2 separate regions of the Mus musculus genome follow, and region 2 is linked to region 1. The links are chromatin loops, found by intact Hi-C in ENCODE. Cell type or tissue: heart. All regions are shown on one strand. Each heading gives the region's core, and the rest is flanking DNA. Links, peaks and the distances in the headings are about the cores only. Region 1 holds the start of Slc39a13 (solute carrier family 39 (metal ion transporter), member 13). Region 2 holds the start of Fnbp4 (formin binding protein 4).

The links. Peaks named below come from ENCODE experiments on the same cell type or tissue, not always from the same donor. Only the 100,000 strongest peaks of a DNase experiment are listed, where the experiment ranks them.
Region 2: a loop joins it to region 1, with 2.3 times the contacts of the local background. A loop is called at or near these places in 1 of 42 quality-filtered maps.

Annotation. Positions count from the first base shown.
Region 1 is chr2:91,068,766-91,071,671 of GRCm38, reverse strand. Slc39a13 (solute carrier family 39 (metal ion transporter), member 13) reads left to right here and starts at 1,357. Exons shown (of 10, transcript NM_026721.3): 1 at 1,357-1,517. Gm39874 (predicted gene, 39874) reads right to left here and starts at 1,321. Exons shown (of 2, transcript NR_166131.1): 1 at 1,166-1,321; 2 at 49-606. In heart, for the core only: a CTCF peak has its summit at 1,097 (motif pointing left); DNase peaks (open chromatin) are centred at 371, 1,201 and 1,841; H3K4me3 peaks cover 2,363 bases; H3K27ac peaks cover 2,302 bases.
Region 2 is chr2:90,744,070-90,746,975 of GRCm38, reverse strand. Fnbp4 (formin binding protein 4) reads right to left here and starts at 1,418. Exons shown (of 17, transcript NM_018828.3): 1 at 1,150-1,418; 2 at 188-280. The coding sequence starts at 1,378. In heart, for the core only: CTCF peaks have their summits at 1,208 and 1,412; a DNase peak (open chromatin) is centred at 1,585; H3K4me3 peaks cover 2,405 bases; H3K27ac peaks cover 2,500 bases.

The DNA.
Region 1 (2,906 bases), core at 86-2,585:
TCTACATGAGACCTTATGTCAAAAATATATAAATAAATAAACCAAGAGTGGTGGCACACGTATTTAATTCTAGCACTGAGGAGGTAGAAGTAGGCAGATCTCTGTAGGTTCAAAGTCAGCCACATCTACATAGAAAGTTCCAGAACAGGCAGGGGGTTAGGGCTACATAGAACCAATCTCAAAGTAAAACGACAACAACAACAACAACCACACACACAAACACACACTGTGAGGTAGGGCATCAACTGTGATGTGTGAGTTCGGTCTGCTCTCGGAGCGCCCAGAAGGAACAAGGGACCATAGAGAGCCGCAATGGTAGGTGAGGACTAATGAGCCCCTCACTCTGTCACAGCCAGCCCAGGGGAGCACTCATTCGGCCTCTGCTGAATGTCTTCCATGTCAGTTACTGGCTGATTCCCAGAGAAGGATGCAAACATGTATCGGATCGCAAAGGAGTGGGGGGTGTTAGGCCACATCCACACCTTAGCTCCAGCTTAGACATGAGGTGGCCATCGCACGCCCTAGGGAGAGGTACATCCAAGTTGAATTCCGCCTCTGCCATATGTGTGACATATGTCTGACCCTAGGTCAACAGTCAGTACCCACCTGAAAGATAAAAACGATTTGGTAAAGTTAACACTGATTACTGAGTAAATGGTCAGTAAAGGGCTACCCTAGATCAGAGAACTGTAGCCATTGTTATTGCCACTAACTGCTCCTTCGGTCTAAGAGTTCAGGTACAGCTTTGTCAGGGTAAGAGAACACCAAGTCCTTTGTTGTATCCTGGCTTGAAATTCCAGGGCACAGGCTCTAGAAACGTGTACTGGACTTCAAAGGGTTACAGTCCTGGAGACGGTGGCCTGAGGTTCCAAGTGAAAAACCAAAGCATAAAAATAATTCGATGAGTAAGAATAAAATTCCCTCTTCTGAGGTACCCAGAGCCAGGCCCCTCCTTGCGGCAGGCACTTCCCCTTTCCCTAGCTCATGGAGGAGCCAGGCCTGCTGACTCAGAGAGCCATAGCCCTGCTCTCGTCCCGGGACGGAGCGGTTTGGCAGCCGTGCGCGCCCCCGTGTGGCCACTGCTGGAACTGCATCCTCAGAAGGACGCCACACTGAAGCCCCGCCGCCCTGTTGATCCCGGTTCCCGCGTGGGTGCCGCCCTCACCCTAGCTTAACTTGGCTAAACGCGATGCCCACGAGGGTACCCACTTCCGTCCTACTCTCCCCGCAGCCCCAGAATCCGCCCCGAGCGGAAGTGCGCTGACCGCGCGGGTCCCCCATGGTATGAGGCGGAAGCGCCTCCCCCGCCGTCGCTCCGTCTAGCCCCCCGGAGCCGCGCGCGTCGGGTTCCGGACTGTCCCGTGTGACGTGGCTGCACGCCGGGGGTGGCTCCGGGCTGGGGGCCTAGTGGTGGGGCCGGGCGAGGCAGAGCGGGGCGGGGCGCGACACTGCAGCTGGATGGCCGGGCCCGCCCGGAGCGCTGCATCTGCTGCCGCTGCCACCTCTGCCACTGCGCGGTGAGTGATCGCTGGACCCTCAGGCCGGCGTCCGGGGCGGGATGGACCGTGTCAGTTCCCAAACCTGTCGCGACTCGTCCTCAGTTTAGGAGTTGAACTTGCCTGCTCTTTGGCTCTTTACCTCTGACGTCCCACGCTCTGCCCCTCAGCCCTCCCTGCTGCCCCGCTTCTTGTCTTCTCCTTCCACCAGACATTCTAGCTCATTTTATTGACTTTCCTTTCTCTTGCTTTCTCCTTTCTCTCCATACCCCATACTTCTCTGCTGAACCTGTGGTCCCCCCTTGCCTCTGCATGACCCGCTAAGGTCTTGGCCTGGCGAGGGCCTGCCTTGGTCCCAGTGAAGCTTTGCTCGTTTGTTTGTGCTGGTGTTGGCAGTGGCGGCCGCGAGGGGTCGGGGAGGGCTGGGGCAGGGGTCACTAATTATGGCCTGAAGATTCCAGACATAGGCTTGTAGCCCACCAATCAGAGACCGATGATTTCTCTCTTAACATCCATTGGCAGATGAGGAAACTGAGGCAGTTTCAAGGTCACAGCCAGTAGAAGACGGGGCAGATCACATTTAAACTTTCCAGATTGAACTTCTGGCTTGGTTGACTCACATCCCCATCCGGCTGCCATCAGTCTGCAGAGCACATTCCTTCTGCGAGTGCTTCAGACCTCCCCTGGCATTCAGAGGACTTGCATTCCCTCCTCGATGCCAGCAGCTACCTGCATTGTCAAGTTCACCTCATATTCATCGCTGTTAGGGAGCTCTGTTACCTCATCCATTCCCTGATGAGGACACTGAGGCTCAGGCTCATAAGGGACTACAGTCAGTTAACAATCTAGAGCACCAAATTAATTAGCCATAAGTTAGTTACCACAGCCTCTGGCTCTGGCAACTGTGAGGCATCTCTTCTCTTCAGCCCCACCTCTTGTCTCTTGGTGCCCAAGAATAAGATCATTTAGGAGGAAGAGGTTTGGACTATGACTCAGTTTCCCCACCTGTGTTTCTTTGTACCACGCCATCAAGCTAAACAGTGCTGGCTTTAGACCCTGGGGTGTCTTTACCGGCACATTCTGGCAGCCAAGCCTCTCCTGGCAGCTAGAGGCACCCAACAGGGATGGTCCCTCCTCCGGTGGCTGAAGGAGCCCAGCCAGTGCCTCACCCAGTCATTAAGGAAAGTTTAGCCTCAGGCGGACACATTGACACATAGGCTGGAGCCAGCTCAGAAGGAAAATATGTGTGGTTCTTGGGAGACGTGTAGATGGGCAGAGGGTGCTCCGTGCACCCACCCTGGGGATTGTTTCCGCTGCAGAGTGAGCAGGAGGGGGATGCCATGGCCGGTTGAGAGGTGGGAAGAGACGCTGTGCTTCCTAAGTGGGGTGTGTGGTCCAGGGAGGCAGCTC
Region 2 (2,906 bases), core at 143-2,642, 320 kb after region 1:
GAACCCAGAGTTTTGCATCTCACCACTGATATGCAACCCCAATCCTAGAAAAGCTTCAACGACTTTTTATGAGAAATAATAAATTAGCAACATTTAACCATCCAACAACCCAGCTGCACACTTTTATCTTTCAACTTAATAAAAGATATTTTAAGGGAAAGGCAAAAACAACAACAAAAATCTCTACCTGTTGCCTTGACGGCTGTCGGTCTGGTGGTCATGACTGGTGTTGGAGGGTTCTGAACAACGTTGGGGACCTCCACCACCACTTCTTGTTCATCTGTATTTGGAATGCACAAAAGGAAGCTGCAGTCAGTCAGTGGGCCAGGGTCCAAAGCTTGACCTTCAGCCTGAATCAACTTATAAAACCAGCGTGTATCACTGATGCAAACTAAGAAGACAAAAAACAAGCTGATCTACCCTTCCATTCATTTAGTGGTAGCGACAGTAAGAACGTGAACACTATGAAAATGGCACCTGCAATACTTAACAATTAACATGCATAAATACTTCTGCACGTTTCCACACGTTATGTACATCCTATTAATCTGATTCTTAATGTTTGATACAGTATAGCTTCTCCGGCATCTACTCCATGCAATTGTTACCCTAAACCCAAACACAATTCCAGAAAAGCCCACACACAGGTTTTGTCACTTTCCCTTAAGTCTGGGGTTACCGATGCTTTGTCTAGCATAAGAAAAAAATATGGGTTTGTTCACTTCTAAAGAGTGGTGTCTCCATTTCAACAAAAACGAAACCAAGCGTGACAAGTAGAGAAGGCCAGGTTCAACCGCCTCAAGGCTCGCACGTGGAAATTGCCCTCCACCTTCTGCGTTATTAAGATCGAAGGGAGTCATCTAGGAGACATTTGGGGTCCCAAGCCTCGGTGGACGGCACAGGTTCCGGGGAGAAACCCCTGCACCGCAAAGGCGCCTCAGATGAGTCCGGGCCCGGCCTTCCGCCTCCCAGAGTCCCCGACCGCCGTCCCGCGGGCCCCAGATCGCTGGCAGCCGAGGTGTACCTCGCCCGCCAGGGTTTCTCTTCTTCACCGGGTCCGAAGAGACACCCGGGAACCTAGGCCGCAAGCCCCGTGCTCGAGTTTCAGACGTCCCAAATAAAAGCAGGGCTCCTCTCGCGCGCCCTTACCTTCTGAAGGCGAGTCCTCTGGGGCAGCGGAGGCAGGCACCGCGGGCGACGTCGCGGCCGCCGCCGTCGCTGCTGCCGGCGCTGACTGGCTTGTCGCCGCCGCAGTCGAATCTGCCTCGGGATCCGGATCGGGGTCGGGATCCCGGCCCGGGGTGCTGCTCCGAGGACCCGGTGGAGAGAGCTGCAGGATAGGCCTGCGGCCGGGTACCGCCCGGGACTTCTTCCCCATCATGAGCCGGAGCGCGAGCAGCGAACGACGGCAGATTAGTGGGGCGGGCGCACAGCGCCCCGGTGCGTAATCAATATTCATGAACCGTGGCACCGCCTCCCGAGGAGATCCGCTTTTAACCGGCGCGGTGCACTTGCGCATGCGGCCTGCGCCCCGGTGCTTTTACGCACGTTCCGCTCCATCCATGGTGGGTGGGCTTTGTTCAGGGAAAAGGCGATTGGCTGTTTTGACTTGAGACGGACTCGGTAGCCAATAGCAAAGGGAAAAGACAGGACTTCGCGCCAATAGTGCGGAAGGGCCCGCGGTGTGTGCGACTTCCTTAGACTGGGGTTGCACCATGCGCTGTTAGCCAAGTCTTTTCTTTAGGGCTTTGTCCGCCATCTTGTAGCTATTTTCAGCTGCTTATTGCTGTTTGTCTTTGAGGAAGATAAAGATACATTGCACCCTTCTGCAAGTTCTCTTGGTTATTGTAGCTTCTTTGGGGTATAGTATTAAACAATGATGATGCTGGGTGTTTATACATCGGTAGGCTTTTTCTGTTTTGTTTTGGTTTTGTTTTTGATTTTCGAGACAGGGTTTCTCTGTGTAGCCCTGGTTGTCCTGGAACTCACTTTGTAGACCAGGCTGGCCTGGAACTCAGAAATCCGCCTGCCTCTGCTTCCCAAGTGATGGGTTTACGGTAGGCTCTCTCCCCACTTTCTTGCTCCAGCCCCGCTCGCCCCAACCCAAAGGTTTATTTATTTATTAAATGTAAGTAAACTGTAGCTGTGATACACAAGAGGGTATCAGATCTCATTACAGATGGTTGTGAGCCACCATGTAGTTGCTCGGATTTGAACTCAGGACCTTTGGAAGAGCAGTCAGTGCTCTTAACCGCTGAGCCATTTCTCCAGCCCCAGTAGGCTCTTTAAAACGAAATACGACGTGATTAGTAGGGAAAATGACTGGACCTTGGAAACAGTCAAACTGTTCATATGGGATACCGAAGCCTTACCTCATCCTACTTCTGTAAACACTACTTTTTTGCCCTACCTCCAACTCCTCCACCTTGAGGCTGAGCTCTTTACATTTTGAGTCTTCCTTGTTCCCCATTCCTAGAGTCAGGTGACATCCTGAGTCATTAATGTTCTCCCCAGAGATAGTTACCACGCAAGATAATGCTGATTTTCTCCAGGACCCACTCCTTCCACCCATCCCTGATTGCTTCTAGACTAATGACAGCAGGCCAGAAGATGAGAAATAATGCCTAAAGATGGTGCACTGTACTCCTGGAGAGCTACTGAAGTGTTCTAATAACACTGGAAGTAGTTGTCATGGTTCATGTCTATAATTTCAGTGGAGACAGAGGTAGGAAGATTTCAAGTGAGTCTAGCCAGGTATGCATATTACCAGAGCTTACAAAGTGAGATCTTGTCTCAAAGATAACAATAATAACAATAAATTAATAAAATAATAATAATACAAGGAGAAATCTGGGGAAGATGTATGAGAATGGATGTTAAAGAGGGAGTATAAGAGGCAGGAGGAT